2 separate regions of the Homo sapiens genome follow, and region 2 is linked to region 1. Evidence: read pairs that join two places in POLR2A ChIA-PET (ENCODE). Cell type or tissue: GM12878. All regions are shown on one strand. Links, peaks and the distances in the headings refer to the core of each region. The heading gives the core; the rest is flanking DNA. Region 1 overlaps RALGAPA1 (Ral GTPase activating protein catalytic subunit alpha 1). Region 2 has its middle 40 kb from the start of PSMA6.

Region 1 (8,443 bases), core at 1-5,000:
TAAGATTTGAGATAACTGGAAAAAAATTATTTTTCAGATTCTATGTTTTTGCTACTCTTAAGAGTAAATATTTCATTTTTATTTTGTGTTGAACTGAGAACCACTCTGATAAAAATTTATGTCATAACTATTAAAGTCTGCAAAAACTTATATAGAAACGTATTCAGTAATACTGGCACAAGTTATTTACAAGCAAAAACACCCTTTTGAAAATCAGAGTGCATATTAAAATTAGAGGATGGTTCTTAAATGCAGTGACAACTCTTAAAAATTAACTGAAAAAATCTGTAGCACAATATTAGGTTTATGTTCAAATTCACATTTTTACTACTATTTAGACAATCATAAGTGTTATTTTAAACAACTTACACAATAATTTTGTAAGACACATTAAAAATGAAGCCAACAGAACCCTGACTTGGCTGCTGTAGCATCCTTTAATGTCTCAGAAGTGAGATACTACTCACTTCCACAATACCTGGCCAAATGTGCAGGATAACATGCAAAATATGGGGAGAACATTAAGATGACAAATACGAAAGAGTACAGCTGGTAAACAACGACACATGAGAACTGAACAGCCTTTATCAATCTAAGGGGGAAAGTTAGTCCAAGTGTGGTTCTATTATCAATATTTTTCACTTGTGAAATTTATGGCTTGACTATAGGATACACAAGTGTTATTCATATCTCTTTTAATATAATCTGACATTTTATCGGACATTCTCCATTATTAAACAAGAAAATTGCCAGATATACTTAATTAGTTATTTTGCTGTTCATTAATTTAATATTTCTCTTTTACCATCTTTTTTAATGCCAAACTGGGTAATTTTGGATAGTGTCAATCCATTAAAGTGAATCTTAGACTTTTTATCTCTTTCAAAAGATTCAACCTGGTTTAATACGGTTTTGTCTTTGCTAGGTCTTTTATACTATCTGAAAGCGATCTAAATTTTTTGTAAAATTATTTTTCTAATAGCAATTTAATGATGACAGGAATGGAAACTTTAATTTCACTAACTAAATCTCAATTGAGAATTACAGTAACTTTTTCCAAATAAATTAGGCTAGAAAAGAAGTGTTGTGCCTTTTGAATTTATTTAATATAAAGAAAACTTATTTAATATAAAGAGATTTGAAGGTTTATTATGATAAACTTCAAGCATATTATGTCCTCTTTTCCTGCTTCCCTTGAATACCATTACAACAGTCATCTTTGTATTTCAGGTGCCTAGTGAAGTGCAAGGCACACAGAGAGTTATCATTTGATGAGTTAGGATATCCAATAACAATGCAACACATCACAAAATACAAAGACACACTACTTCAGTTCAATAGTACTACTTTTTCATGCTGAGAAACAGAAAAAAAAGGTCAATATAACAAGGTGTAACTAATTTCAACCAAGGGATTCTATTATTAGTTATTTTTATCCCCAAACCATGTTAGTGTTTCATGCAGACCTGGGTTAGTCAGTATAATACTGGAAAAAATTTAGTGACAATTTCTGAAATGTTTAGTATGAACCGGACAGTGTTAAGTTTACTTATTGTTTAAGTTACAAGCTTAGAGCCTGCTAATTTTGAAAAAAGGAAATGGGAGAAGAACAGAGGGTGTTTTGGTTGACACTTTGTCTTACCTTCAGATAAACAGAACTGATATTTAATGATCTAAAGAGGGAAAATAAATGAAACAATCATAAGGAGAGCAAGATATTACAGAATAGGAAGGCCACGAGTCATTTATTTTCTTACTGATTTCTTCAAAATTAATCATAAAATGCAGTACCCTCTTACACTCTTTAATTATTGTAACATAAATTACAGTATTAAGTACTTCTAAATCTAGACCAGTTATATTAGCTTTAGCTGTAAAATCAGAGATGATGGGGTGATATTCTTGGCCACAAAATTTGATCCTCTGAAGTTCAGAGTGCATGCTTAATTTGTATTTCTTTTGCAGATACTTCAGAAATGATTCCAGAAGATGCAAGAGTCATTGAATATTAGCTCATATAAAATGTGGTACATGTACTTTTATGAAGATAGTTGACTTTTTAAGGAACTGCATTTAGGTAAAAGAAACCATAAATCAAATTTATAGGCCAAATTCAAATATTAAATAGTGATTAAAAATTCATATTTCAATGATTAGAATTTTTTTCAAGCAAGTTTTTAGAACAAAAGGGTACTGCATTTCAAGTTCCAATAACAAGTAACTAATACTCGCTTTTAATCTTACCGGCATCAGATGGTAAATGGTGGTAGGGAGCTGGAGAAAAAACCTGTGCTGCAAAATCTTCAAATGTTGTTGGTTCTAAGTGGTGCTGGACAATTGTTTGCAGGTATCGTGCTCTCTCCTCATAGCTGATTTCCTTTGGTTAAGGATAAACTTAAGTGCAGCTTATACTGGAAAAAAAATCTTATCAAAAAGGACTGCTATGATTGCTAAGCCATTACTTCTTAATAAATAGAATTATTCACTAATTATTCTTATATATTGTTAACAGTATGGCTTTTTAAAGTGCAAAAATATAGTTTTTAATGTATGTTTACTCTTCATGATCCCAGTATAAATGACAACTTAACAGGGAGACATTTATTAGATAATAATTACAATAATACTAAACTACTGAAATGAAGGAAGTTAACAGTTTACTTGAGAAAGGATTCAATTTCTATCAGGAGTCTAGGCTGAAATTTATATCGGCCTAGGCTCATCTTATCTTGTTAATCAGCTTCCATCTGCAGATTTACTCTCAAAAGCCACGCAAGAAACATTGTAATGTTGCTTAAGATACTACGTCCAAAATTCTGTTTTTCATTTGTAAAGATTTATTGTGAAAAATTCCTACATATCTTCTTCTTTTTCTAAAATCCCTGCATTTTCTCAACAATTGTTCTCATTTTGAATGGAAGATTACTGTTGCTGTAATCCTCGAATAACTCCATGTGGTTAAGATAAATACATAGCTGAATCTGTATGCTGGGAAAAAATACCTAGTCAATTATAACACTGAAACAAGCAGGAATATTTGCAAAGAGTCCACAGGACTCCTAAATACTGTCTAACAAAGCATCTCCAGGGCACTGACACTGACAGAAAAATACTGTAGTTCCTTTTCACCACATTTTCTTCTCTGATATTATTGACAAGCAACCAGTACCTTGAAGCGTTGTTGCTTTTGAACAACCCACTCCAGGCTTCCTGTTTCAGCAGGCCTGATTGTGCTGTTAGCACAGAGAGGGCGAGAAAGAGAGAGAATATTTCTGTTGTTCACGAAAGCAACTATGGAAATGGCTGTCAAAATGTAGAGCAGCAGGCAGCAACATACAATTATCAGGAAAAACTCACATGCTGACTTCATGTCATATAGTTCCTGAACTGAGAAATCAGTTAACCTTTCTTTTAAAACTTTTAAAAGTTTCCCTGTGGTACTCAGTGTGCTATGCTGACAGGCTTTACATAAGACATTTAAATAAGGATAATAAAAATTTGTCTACTTGTTCTTCTTTTTTTCCACTGAATTTTTCCCCAAAGTCCACTTTAATATTTTCCCTCAAAATTCCTTATTTTTTAAAAAAATGCAATTTAATTATTATATAGTTCTAAAACTCTAGAAATTGTAGACTAAGCCAAGACCCAAAAAAATAATTTGAGAGGAAGATAATTTTAAATAATTCAATGGGAGATACCATGGCCAGTTAGTTATATTTACAAGTTCACTGAGTAAGAAGAGAAAAAAAAAGTATAAGAGTTAAAGGCAAGACTATATTCATTATGCACTTGACTTTGATTGTGGTAACTTTTGCTAAGTGGCTTTCATATTACAATTTATCTGCTTCTATTACAATTTATCTTATGTATCAAATATTAAAATAACCTTGAATCCCAATTCTATTACCTTCCATTCTGTACACTGGGGGTGAACTTCAAAAGAATTTTACTTTTGAGGTGGGAAGCAATAGGACAAGATGCATATTAAAATGATCAGCATCAAGGATTTTACATGAGGATAATACGGACATTTTTGAGTCTTAACATAAACAAGTAATATGGCACACTTTTAAAGGGGGTATATGGTTATAAATAGAAGAGGATGAAACTGATGGTACAATCTAAATAATACCACATATCTCACAACTTGTTGGAAAGTACTTTTTTCATTGGGGGAGATTCACAGCTGCCGAATTTTCTGCAGTTAATAGAGTCCTTTGATTCACAGCAGTGCCCCTTGTACAAAAAATACTGGCCTTTGTGTATTACCAGAAACTAATTTTCTATTTGGCTGAAAAGGGAAAAATGGGGTTATTGCTTCTCCCTCCTACAGAGCTTTTCATTATGCCTGATGCACTCAACTTCTAAGCTCTTCTGAGAAAAAAAATAACTGAAGAGGCAAGAGGTAGAAAAATGAGCTTGTTAGCACATTAGAAGTGAAGTATCTTGGTGGGCCCTAGAAATTCCCAGTGGTGTGTTAACTTATCACTCTATGCATGCTGGCACTGATAGTCTTCCAATTGATCACTCTCTTTTCGCACCAAAGGTGCTGCCAGGAAGCAAAGGCTGAAGGCCCACAGGAGAACAGTCTGCTATCAAAACAAGCTGTTTTTAAAAGTCTGCTTGAATGGGTAAAATGCTTCATGAAAAGTAGGGTGGAGACACCTACCTGCTTTTAAAAATGTTCTACTTTCAGAGGGCCTATAAATGAAATATTTTACATTATATTTAGAATTTATATAAAAATTAGGCAGAAAGAAAGCAAATGTTAATATTTCTAAAGCAGGGGAGGATATTTCCAATGTAGTAAATTCATCAAAGCAAGAAAATGATTATCTAGCTAAAATACATTTTGCAGACTAATTCTACTTCCTTATACAAAGAGGCTTATAAAATGGAAAAAATCCTAATACACAGCTGCACAAAACTAAAATTATCCAGATATAACATACTCATTTTGTATAAAAAATATATTTAATACATTTACAATAAATTAATTAAATTTCATTAATGAAAACAATGCTTTCTAAAATTATTTTAAAAGTTCAAGTCAGGATGGCAGAGTGAAGGGAAGCAATCATTAACGGTTGAATTTAAATGAAAAAACTACAGTGCTCATCACTTATTAGGTAAGTTTCCTTTTTGGGGGGTCAAACACTGTTAGCTTGGTAAAATAACTATATCTAAGGTAAATCACTTTCTAAAAGCTAAATGATCTTTATAAGTTTCCCAGTTTGATGTAGCCAAATAAATAAATAACAACATGAAAACAAGCCAACCCAATCTACAGGACTTACATCCCCCCCCGGCCCCCGCTTTTTTTACTTCTGAAAACATGTATTAAGGAAATATAATAAACTCTAAGCACTTAGACCACAGTTCTGAGTCCACAACGAGGTGCTTTTTGTGATTGAGATGATTAAAGTTCCAAACAGTGCTGTTAGAATCTGCAATTGTAATCATCCAAAGCAGTTAATTCCTATATCTCATTATAATAGGTTAGACACTTACTCCATAAAAGGCATCTCTCTAGGGAAGAGTTATTAGTACATATACATTGAGTGGCACACAAACTCCACAGCTGGCAACAACAGGACAACTCAAGCTATCGTTTTATATGGTGAGTGCCTGTTGCCATTGGCATTGAAATTAAAAAACCGAAATGGATAAGATGATAAAAAGGTGAAGGTAAATAAAAAAATTCAGAACAAAAATTTAAAGTACAAATCTAAGTTGAAGTAAGCAGATTTTGGTTGTAAATTTAAAACAACTCAAGCCAAAATTAGCTAATAAAAACCATTTGATGAGGGAGACTTTTAGCTAGTAGGAATCTTTAATACAGAACTAGCCAATCAAAAAAAAAAAAAAAATAACACACAGGTGCTGCAATCACAGCAATATAATTATCCACTAATCCTCCTTCCGCTTTCTACAAAAGGAAAAAAGGGGGGAAGGAATATTATTATTCTAAAAATAAGGGAACAAAATGTCTATAGCGTAAAGAAACAGTTTAAATGTAATCTGTAATTCATTAATATTAAGTTAACATCATTACATATTTTAAATTATTACTCTTGATTTTAAGCTTCAAGACCAGCTATTAAGAAACTGGGTTCAATTTCAGACTGATCCTGGAAAGATAAGCATAAATTTTCTGTGCCATAATTTATCTGTATGTTAAATGGGGATACATCTGTAAGTTAAGTGGGGATACCATCACCTGCTCACTTCATAGGGTGTTGAAGATAAAGGATACAAATACGGGGTAACACAAAAGTGCCCTGACACCTGTCCTGAAATACTTTATTTTGACCTTTGGCTCACATCTTTGTAAACAGCAGGTGCTGTCTCTAGGAGGGCAATTTTTGATGTCAGTTTAAGAAATATACCTGTATTCATGTGCAAGAACTCTTTGATAATACTACTACTATTTCTTGTTTGCGGCACGTACAGAGAGGGAATTTTGACTTATTCTGATGCAAGGAAACTGATTTCTCATGGAGGAAAAGGACAAAAGATACTGCAGAAGGTTATGCAGTATCAAGTATTTCAACTTTATTAACACATAAAAGAATAGATAAAGGTAGATTTGGTTTTAAAGAAGCAACACCTTTCGTTCTCCACAATAATTTTATTAATCTGGTAATTGTGAACTGCTTGTAATGTTAGAAAAGGGAAAGCTTTCAGTTTTGTAATTCCATGGCACAACCAGTAGGCTGTATAAACATTCAGTTCAAATCTAATTTGTGACTAGTCTGAAAGAAATGGAAATGTGTGTGTGTGTGTATATATGTATGCGTATACATATGTTATACACAAGAATGAATATAAGGTATAATTTTCACAAAAAGGAATTATAAAAATTACAACTTGTAAGCAGATATCAAAAATCTGTATAATTGCTTATTTTCCTCTTAAGTTCAGGTTTCATGTTTTATTTCCTAAACAAGAAAAAACGATTGGCTCATTTTAAAATAAAGGCAAGTATAAAGTGTTTATATCTGTGCTCAATGGCATAGTCTCAGGGATTTAAGGCCCATTCTGAAATTCTTAATTTAGTAAGCACTTCCCTACACTCATATATTTCTATGGCTTCTTTGCAGTTTCAGCACTTAGGAATTTTATCTCCCTTCTCTAGACAGAAGATTCCAAAAATAGTAAGCACAGGAAGAGGGAGTGTTCCAATAGTTACTTAGAAATGTTGCCTACTGATTTAAAAAAAATTTTTGGTGAGTACAACTTAAATCATATTTGAGTTGTAACTTAAAGTAGCTGAAATCTGAGTACTACTTAAGTTGAGCAGATTAGAGTAAATTATTCAATACTCATAAAGTTTGTAAGGTTGGTAGCCTGAAATTGGCTATGGTGAGTTTCCACATCATACATCTTGAAGATTGCTGCAAAACGCCCACCTGCCAGGTCCCCTTTAGAGAACTCTTTCCTTAGGCTTGTTCTTCTACTAAATACACTTTCTTTTTTTTTTTTTTTTTTTTTTTTTTGAGACGGAGTCTCACTCTGTCGCCCAGGCTGGAGTGCAGTGGCGGGATCTCGGCTCACTGCAAGCTCCGCCTCCCGGGTTCACGCCATTCTCCTGCCTCAGCCTCCCAAGTAGCTGGGACTACAGGCGCCCGCCACTACGCCCGGCTAATTTTTTGTATTTTTAGTAGAGACGGGGTTTCACCGTTTTAGCCGGGATGGTCTCGATCTCCTGACCTCGTGATCCGCCCGCCTCGGCCTCCCAAAGTGCTGGGATTACAGGCGTGAGCCACCGCGCCCGGCCTAAATACACTTTCTTAAGAAATAGTTTTTATACCCGATTCTTGGGGGCAGATTTGGTGGTTCTTCAATGTTACTTCTTCACTTTAGAGACTACTAATCCAGCCATTCTACTTATGTTATTGAAATTTTTATGATCCATTTTGTGGTTACAGATAGTGGTGAGACCAACGCCATGGGGACAGAGACCTTGTCTTCTTATATTTATGTCTTCAACACCCAACACAGGGCCTGGTAGTATTCAATGACTGTTTACAACTTCTAGAAGGAATGAATAAAGTTGGTTTGATAGTAGATTAGGAGATGTCTGTTATGCTGACAGCCCCTTTCCTCTAATCCCCATATGGCTCTGTAAAGGCAAACCTTTTAGGGGGAAATATAGTTGGAACTTTCCTAGAACTGGATTTAGACTTTGAATCTTTCTTGTGAGAAAGATTTTGGTTCTACCATGCCCCTTGATCTTGCTGGCCCTCTCTGGAACCAAAAAAAAGTAAATAAAGCACAATGTATAAATATGTAAAGTATTACATTAAGAGAAAAGAAAACTGATAATTACTTCTTTAAATCCTCATAATCTTAAAGAAGGATTTTTTCTTTAGGCAATGTAATTATAACTCATAATTTAGCATTGAAATAAACATTTCCCCCATTGGTTGTGATAATTGTT
Region 2 (8,443 bases), core at 1,553-6,552, 220 kb before region 1:
TGAACTTTGACAAAGGAACAATGGTAATTCAATGGAGAAAGAATCGTATTTTTGATAAATAGTGCTGTAACAATTGGACAGCCACATGGAAAAACATGAATCTAGACACAGGCCTTACACTTTTCACAAAAATTAACTCGAAGTGGATTATAGACTTAATGTAAAAGTTTCACATTATGAAACTTTCAGATAATAATACGAGAGGAAATGTAGGTGACTTGGGTTTGGCAATGAGTTTTCAGATACAATATCAGCAGCACAATCCATGAAAGAAAAAAATTGATGAATTGGACTTTAGTAAATTAAAAACTTGTGCTCTGTGAAAAAAACATTAAGAGAATGAAAAGACGAGCTATAGATTGGGATAAAATATTTGCAAAACACATATATGATAACTGATATCCAAAATACACGAAGGATTCCTAAAATTCAACAATGAGAAAACAATTTAAAAATTGGCAAAGGATCTAAACAGACACCTCACCAAAGAAGATAAGCAGATGGAAATTAAGTATATGAAAAGATGCTCATTGGCTGGGTGCGGTGGCTCATGCCTGTATCCCAGCACTTTGGGAGGCTGAGGCAGGCAGATCACGAGGTCAAGAGATTGAGACCATCCTGGCCAACATGGTGAAAACCTGTCTCTACTAGAAATACAAAAATTAGCTGGGCGTGGTGGCATGTGCCTATAACCCTCACTACTGGGGAGGCTGAGGCACTAGAATCACTTGAATCTGGGAGGTGGAGTTTGCAGTGAGCCAAGATCGTGCCACTGCACTCCATCCTGGCAACAGAGCCAGACTCCGTCTCAAAAAAAAAAAAAGAAAAAATGCTAAACATCATAGGCCATCAGGAATTGCAAATTAAAACAACACTGAGATGCCACTACATATCTATTAGAATGGCGAATTTTTTTTTTTTGAGATGAGTCTTGCTCTGTTGCCCAGGCTGTAGTGCAGTGGCGGGATCTCAGCTCACTGCAACCTCCGCCTCCCAGGTTCAAGCGATTCTCCTGCCTCAGCCTCCTGAGTAGCTGGGATTACAGGTGTGAGCCACTGCACCCAGCTAACTTTTTGTATTTTTGGTAGAGACAGAGTTTCACTATGTTGGCTAGGCTCGTCTTGAACTCCTGACCTCAGGTAATCTGCCTGCCTAGGCCTCCCAAAGTGCTAGGATTAAAGGCGTAAGCCAACTCACCAGTCCAAAAAAAAAAAAAGTTTTTTTAATAACAGTACCAAATACTACTAGCAAGGGTGCAGAGCAGCAGTAACTGGTGGGAATGCGAAATGGTACAGCCACCTGGAAGACAGCTGAGCAGTTCTTACAAAGCTAAACACTATTAGTGTAAAATCCAGCTTATAGCCACACAAAAACCTCACAAACAAATGTTTATAAAGCAGCTTTCTTCATAATTGCAAAAAAACAGGCTGGGCAAGGTGGCTCATGCCTGTAATCCCAGCTCTTTGGGAGGCCGAGGCGGGTGGATCACTTCTGGCCAGGAGCTCGAGACTAGCCTGGCCAACATAGTGAAACCCCATCTCTACTAAAAATACAAAAATTTTTCGGGCATGGTGGCGCATGCCTATAATCCCAGCTACTCAGGAGGCTGAGGCAGGAGAATCACTTGAACCCGGGAGGTGGAAGTTGCAGTGAGCTGAGATCGCATCACTGCACTCCAGCCTGGGTGACAGAGTGAGACCTTGTCTCAAAACAAAACAAAACAGAATAATAATAACAATTGCCAAAAACCAGAAGCAAGCAAGATGACCTTCAATAGGTGAGTGGAAAACAAACTGTTGTGCATCTATACCATGAAATATTATTCGGCACTAAAATAAAATGAGCTATCAAGCCACAAAAAGACATGGAAAAATCTTAAGTGCATATTGCAGGTGAAAGAAGCCCATCTGAAAAGGTTACTTACTGTATGAATCCAACTATATGACTTTCTGGAAAAGTAAAAACTATAGAGACAGTAAAAAAAGAATGGTTGGTGGGGTGTGGTGGCTCACACCTGTAATCCCAGCACTTTGGGAGGCCAAGGCGAGCGGATCACCTGAGGTTGGGAGTTTGAGACCAGACTGACCAACATGGAGAAACCCCATCTCTACTAAAAATACAAAATTAGCTGGACATGGTGGCGCATGCCTGTAATCCCAGCTACTTGGGAGGCTGAGGCAGGAGAATCGCTTGAACCTGGGAGGCGGAGGTTGCAGTGAGCCGAGATTGCGCCACTGCACTCCAGCCTGGGCAACAAGAGCAAAAGTCCGTCTCAAGAAAAAAAAAAAAAAGATAACGGTTGCTGGGAGTTCAGAGTGGGGTGGGAAGAAATGGGAAGTGGAGAGGGATGAATAGGTGAAACACCAGTTCAGGGCAGTGAAACCTGGGTTTGGTATGGTAATCATGGATGCATGACATTTGCCTTTATCAAACCCCATAGAAATGTACAATACAAAAAGTAAGCCTTAATATAAAATATGGACTTTAATAATAATGTGTCAGTATTAGTTCATGAATTGTAACAAATGTGCCACACCAAAGCAAGATACTGATAATAGGGAAAGTTGATGTGGGGTGGTGAACTCTCCACACAATCTGCTCAGTTTGGATGGGCGCGGTGGCTCATGCCTGTAATCCCAGCACTTTGGGAGGCGGAGGCGGGAGGATCACTTGAGCCCAGGAGCTCCAGACTAGCGTGGGCAACACAGGGAGACCCTGTTTCTACAAAAAATTAAAATATTGGCCAGGCAAGGTGGTTCATGCCTGTAATCCCAGCACTCTGGGAGGCCGAGGTGGGCGGATCATGAGGTCAGGAGTTCAAGACCAGCCTGCCCAACATAATGAAACCCCGTCTCTACTAAAAACACAAAAAATGGACAGACGCAGTGGCTCACGCCTGTAATCCCAGCAATTTGGAAGGCCAAGGTGAACGGATCACGAGGTCAGGAGATCAAGACCAGCCTGGCCAACATGGTAAAACCCCATCTCTACTAAAATACAAAAAATTAGCCATGCATGGTGGCACGCACCTGTAATCCCAGCTACTTGGGAGGCTGAGGCAGGAGAATCACTTAAACCCAGGAGGCAAAGGTTGCAGTGAACTGAGACAGTGCCACTGCACTCCAGCCTGGTGACAGAGCAAGACTCTGTCTCAAAAAAAAAAAAAAAAAAAATTAGCCAGCCATGGTGGTGTACGTCTGTAGTCCCAGCTACTTGGGAGACTGAGGCAGGAGAATTGCTTGAATCCGGGAGACGGAGGTTGCGGTGAGCCGAGATCACGCCACTGCCCTCCAGCCTGGGCAACAGAGCGAGACTCCGTCTCAAAAAAAAAAATTAAAATATTAGCTGGGCCCGGTGGCACATGCCTGTAACCCCAGCTAATTGGGAGGCTGAGGTGGGAGAATTGCTTGAGCCCAGGAGTTCCAGGCTATAAAGTTCTAGGCCCTCAGCCCTGGTCTATCAAGTCCAAGTCTCGCAGGACACTGCTGTGGGCATGAGTCTTTCGAGAGTGTGGCCCAGTCAGGCCTGGAGTATGCTACTGCTTGGGAAGCACTGTGGGCAGCGGCTGCAGGTGACAAGATCACAGTCAAGTGTATTTGGGGCTCATCCGCCTGTGCTGCTCTCTTGGTCAGTGGGCAGCTTACTGGTGTGCTGAGTCAAATGCATTTTCAGAAGGTGACCTTGTGCCTTAGGCTTATGTCATCTGTGCCTTTGCTGACGTCATCCTCGACTCCAGCAGCCAGACCAGGGGATAACAAATGCAAATGTCTAACAGTAATTAACTCTTAGCAGCAACCTCAGCCTGGGGCTCCCCTTTCCAGGGCTTGTGGCAGCTCCACCGGGCCCTGCTGCAGCCCCTTGTCATTGAGAGGCCTCTCCCACATCCAGAGATACGAGGGGAATGTAGGGAAATGTGCATTTAGACGAAGGAAATGCATTGTCCCAAATGGCAAGTGGAGTGGCATAAACTTTGGTGAAGCTGCTGACACCCCTTTATCACAAGAAGATCGTTTGGATTAGGGGTGTGCTTTCCACAGAAATCAGGCTCTGGCCTTACTGCAGGGGGGTGACCTGTAAACCTCAGAGTTAACACAGTGGTTTAGGTTTCACCGAGTGCACTACGGTGATTAAGTCTCCACTGAGGACTGGAATGAGGAAGAAAAGGAGAAGCAGAAGAAGAACAGGAAAGACCTGTTCCCTGGGCAGAAGAGGGATGATCTGGGGAGAGCCCCAGCGAACAGCCCCAGAGTGCCGGGCCTAGCTGGGGTTTTCCAGGGATAGAGGCCGTGAGCAGCAGTGCGGATGTTGGCCGCGTCTAGCCGTCTGCTTAATAACTACCTCAGAGACCTGTTTGCCCCGCTCGGTAAAACTGGGGCCACGCTGCTTGGGCAGCCTCCAGGCGCCTGGCTGCCACTTTTTCTAGGAACTTATACAAGTCCTCATCAAGAGGGAGGGCAAAAAATTGTCGGTGAAGATGGCTGTGCTGGCATTTTGTAAGTGACAGTGGTCAAGCTCTAAGTTGTGGATGGACACGGCAGGGGGCAAAATCACCTCCTCTAAAAAACGGCCTAGCGATCCTAATGGATTGGCCGTAGAGACCCATCATTGCAGGGAGACCTGGGAAGGCCACCTGCTTCCCTGTGCCTCTGTGTCCTCAGCCACCTGAGAAAGTGTACTTCAAGAGGGAACCCAGGGAAGAAGGCTGTACAGGGTCCATGTTATTGCACCATCTCCTGTCAATTTAGGAGACATTTTCTTAATACTTCTTATTGATCAACGAATATTTTTGAGCCCCTCCTGTAAGTCAGACCCTGCTCCGGGGCACAGGGTGATGACCAAGACGGACTAAGTCTCCCCAGGGGCTAAGAATTTAGGCCCTTGCAGAGTATCTCCTCCAAGTTATTGAGCTGCCACTGAGATATCTGTGGCCACTTTGCATCCTGTCTGCATCCAGCAGGGTGGCAGTCCAGGCCTTTACAGAAGCAGACTGGGCATGAAGACATTTCTTGTGAAAAACCAGCTTCCAGGCCTCCTTCCTGGGAGGGACTCTGTGAGTGCCACGCCCAGGGCCCTGCAGCAGGTCGTGAGCAGATGCCTCTAATGATTCAAAGCTACCAACAATACTGTAAGAGGCCCCTTTCCTGCCAAAGACTACGTGGAGATCCCTTCTGGGTTTTTCTTTTTCTTTTTCTTTCTCTGTGAAGTGTACTTAAAAAAACAAAAGGTCATTGTAAAACAGGGTATTATGCTGTTTCTTCTAAAGCAGGAGGGGCTGCAGGTGCTCACAGCTGATTTCTCATTTCTGAAAAACCCTAGTTCCAGGCCTACCTTGAAGGGAGGGGCTCCTGGGAGGGAGATAAATAGTCGTATGAGGCCCTGTCCAGACACTGACACACCAGACAATCCAGCAACACTGCGGGTCGGAGGACCCTGCTGAACAGGTCGTAGCCAACAGCTCCAGGTGGCTGCATCCTAGCACCAAAGCCAGGAGACAAGAGCCCTGACTACAGGGGTGCGGAAAGGGGCACTCGCAGCCCCAGGCTTCCAGCCGCCAGAATCAAGTGCTGGGACTTCCAGCTTCCCCACAGTCAGAGCCTGACTGAATTCTCAGTCCACAGCTGAGTTATTTACAGCCTCAGTTTTTCTCTTCTGAAAAAAAGGGGTATAAACCACAGGATCCATCTCAAAGAAGTGCTATGAGGAAAAAATGACACAATGCATTTAAAGTGCAGAGAAGACACCAGCTACGCTGTGGCAGCAGAGTATGGCAGCGCCCTTCCAGAACGGCTCTCTAGTGCTGTTAAGTTTCCCCAGCATCCTGACCAGTCACTACCAAAATGTGATTTCCTGCGAACATTGTCACCCAAGCAGTGTGGTCAGGCAGGCAGAAGCCAGCCTGAAGTTTACAAATGTCTCTCTTCAGCCAGGGCAGAGCAGGTGAGGCCCTGCGTCACCCGCGCAAGGCTTGTGGTTCAGCCAGGGAGACAACGTCCTACTTCTTTCAGGGTGACCATGTTCTTCCTGGGCGCTCATTTCCTCGTGACACCCATAGGCGGCAGCTTTTCCCTATGGGGGTCCCTGGCCTTTAGGGCAAGTCCTGCCCTGTCTAGAGCCTTCTCCTCCTGGAGGAGCACACACGATGGCACCAAGCTGCTCTGACCCTGCCAGGAGCCAAAACAGCCTCTGGGAGCTCCAAGGGGCGCCCCGGGCTCAGGGTCATCTCCCACACCTTCCCTTCCCATCCCGAGGCCTGCAGAGCCCTCAAGGGCTCAGTGGCCCTGGCTCAGCTGGACCCCAGCACAGACAGGGAGGCCTCTGACCTGCACCCAGAGCCTGCCTCCCAGGGCTTCCTCACCCCAGTGTCCTAGGAGGGGGTGGCACAGATGGAGAGAGGCCAGAGGCTGCCACTCAGGAGTATGTGAGTCAAGGCTTGCTTGGGAGGTAGGGGCAGAGGTGGAGATGCCCAGGGGGCCAGGAGAAAGGGGAGGAGAGATTGGGAAATGAAGCCCTTCTGGGGCTGCCAGCTCCCCTCTACAGCTTTAGGCCATGCCAGGGGGCCCTGAAGTGAGTCAGCCCCTACAGAAAGCCCAGGCTTTCTGTAGAAAAGAGTTTCGCTTTTTTTTTTTTTGAGACAGAGTCTTGCTCTGTCACCCAGGCTGGAGTGCAGTGGCACGATCTCGGCTCACTGCAAGCTCCGCCTCCCGGGTTCACACCATTCTCCTGCCTCAGCCTCCTGAGTAACTGGGACTACAGGCGCCCGCCACCACGCCCGGCTAATTTTTTTGTATTTTTAGTAGAGACACAGGGTTTCACCGTGTTAGCCAGGATGGCCTCGATCTCCTGACCTCGTGATCCACCTGCCTTGGCCTCCCAAAGTGCTGGGATTACAGGTGTGAGCCACCACACCTGGCCAGAGTTTTGCTCTTGCCCAGACTGGCCAGGCTGGAGTGCAGTGGCGCCATCTCGGCTCACTACAACCTCTGCCTCCCGGGTTCAAGCAATTCTCCTGCCTTGGCCTCCTGAGTAGCTGGGACTACAGGCACGCGCCAGCACACCCAGCTAAGTTTTGTATTTTTTTTAGTAGAGATGGGGTTTCACCATGTTGGCCAGGATGGTCTCAATCTCTTGACCTCGTGATCTGCCCGCCTCAGCCTCCCAAAGTGCTAGGATTACAAGCGTGAGCCACCCGGCCCACTATTCCAGTTATTTTAAGATGTACATAAATTATTATGTTATCATACACTAGATTTTATTGAATCTACCATTTCACATTCTTATTGAGAGTGTAACCTCTTGAAGCCTACTGGTGCAGGAGGGATTTTGCAACCTTCCTTTGGCTTTTGTCACCTATGGAAAACTACAAACCAGCTTGCCTATCCGGTGATTGGAACCAGGAGGATTGCCGGCCTTGGGTCTGGAAATCCTATCCCATGTGTCTTCCTTCCTCCCTCCCTCCCTTCCTTGGTTCCTTCCTTCCCCTGACTAGGCCCCAGAGGGGTGGGGAGGCCTTCCTGGGCCTGGCATCAGGGCTCCTGGGCTCCCAGCCAAGTGTCCAGAGGTCACTCCTCCTGGCATCTGGATCCTTCTTATCTTCCTGAGACATAGGAGGCTCCTGCTCTGGAGATGACTGAAGGGAAAACACCTGTATTTCCAGGGCCTTGGAAATAGCCTGCTCCAGCCGGCCTTCCCGGGAGAAACTGAGAAAGGACATTGGTCCGAAGCATTTCTCTTTCGGTTTGTGCTGCGCTGAGCCTGTCCTGTGATGCGGCCCTCACCAACCAAGGACTGAACGAGAGGGACTCCATGCGAACCTGCTCAGCATACAGCAGGTGCCTCGTGGATATTCTTCCCTAAGGCTCCAGGCCAGCCAAGCACTGCATTAACCAGGTTCGGATGAACTTTAGAATGTACGCATCTGAGCTGTCATAGTTTTTTGTTTTCTTGTTTTTTTGAGATGGAGTTTCGCTCTTTCACCCAGGCTGGAGTGAAATGCCGCGATCTCAGCTCACTGCAACCTCTGCCTCCTGGGTTCAAGCCATTCTCCTGCCTCAGCCTCCCAAGTATCTGCGATTACAGGCTCCTGCCACCATGTCCAGCTAATTTTTTGTATTTTTAGTAGAGACAGGGTTTCACCATGTTGGCCAGGCTGGTCTTGAATTCCTGACCTCAGGTGATCCACCCACCTCGGCCTCCCAAAATGCTGGGATTACAGGCATGAACCACTCTACCTGACCCATAGTTCTTAAATTTAAAATCTTGATATGCTGGTGGATATGCAGCTTGATTTCTTTAAGCCGACATGGCCTGACTTTTTCAGATTCTCAGCCTGTGTTGGAGGGCTGTTGAGTGTTCTTTCTATGCAGAAAGTACGCCTGCCGTCCTCTGTTTTGTAATCGCCACCCCATCCCTGCCCAACACACACACCCACACAGCCGCAGTTACG

What was found. ChIA-PET counts read pairs that join two places held together with the same protein. Peaks named below come from ENCODE experiments on the same cell type or tissue, not always from the same donor. Only the 100,000 strongest peaks of a DNase experiment are listed, where the experiment ranks them.
Region 2: POLR2A ChIA-PET joins it to region 1 with 5 read pairs; 2 of 35 experiments call an interaction of 5 or more read pairs at or near these places.

Annotation. Positions count from the first base shown.
Region 1 is chr14:35,546,866-35,555,308 of GRCh38, forward strand. RALGAPA1 (Ral GTPase activating protein catalytic subunit alpha 1) reads right to left here. Exons shown (of 42, transcript NM_001346249.2): 40 at 2,245-2,369; 41 at 1,643-1,673. The coding sequence ends at 1,666. Among named protein-coding and RNA genes, the nearest start is that of INSM2, 17 kb to the left of the region's middle. RefSeq lists an enhancer at 3,953-4,927. In GM12878, for the core only: no CTCF peak of the experiment used is centred there; no DNase peak of the experiment used is centred there.
Region 2 is chr14:35,328,131-35,336,573 of GRCh38, forward strand. No RefSeq gene overlaps it. Among named protein-coding and RNA genes, the nearest start is that of PSMA6, 40 kb to the left of the region's middle. RefSeq lists enhancers at 3,533-3,827, 3,993-4,914, 4,925-5,534, 8,419-8,443. In GM12878, for the core only: no CTCF peak of the experiment used is centred there; a DNase peak (open chromatin) is centred at 3,735; H3K27ac peaks cover 388 bases.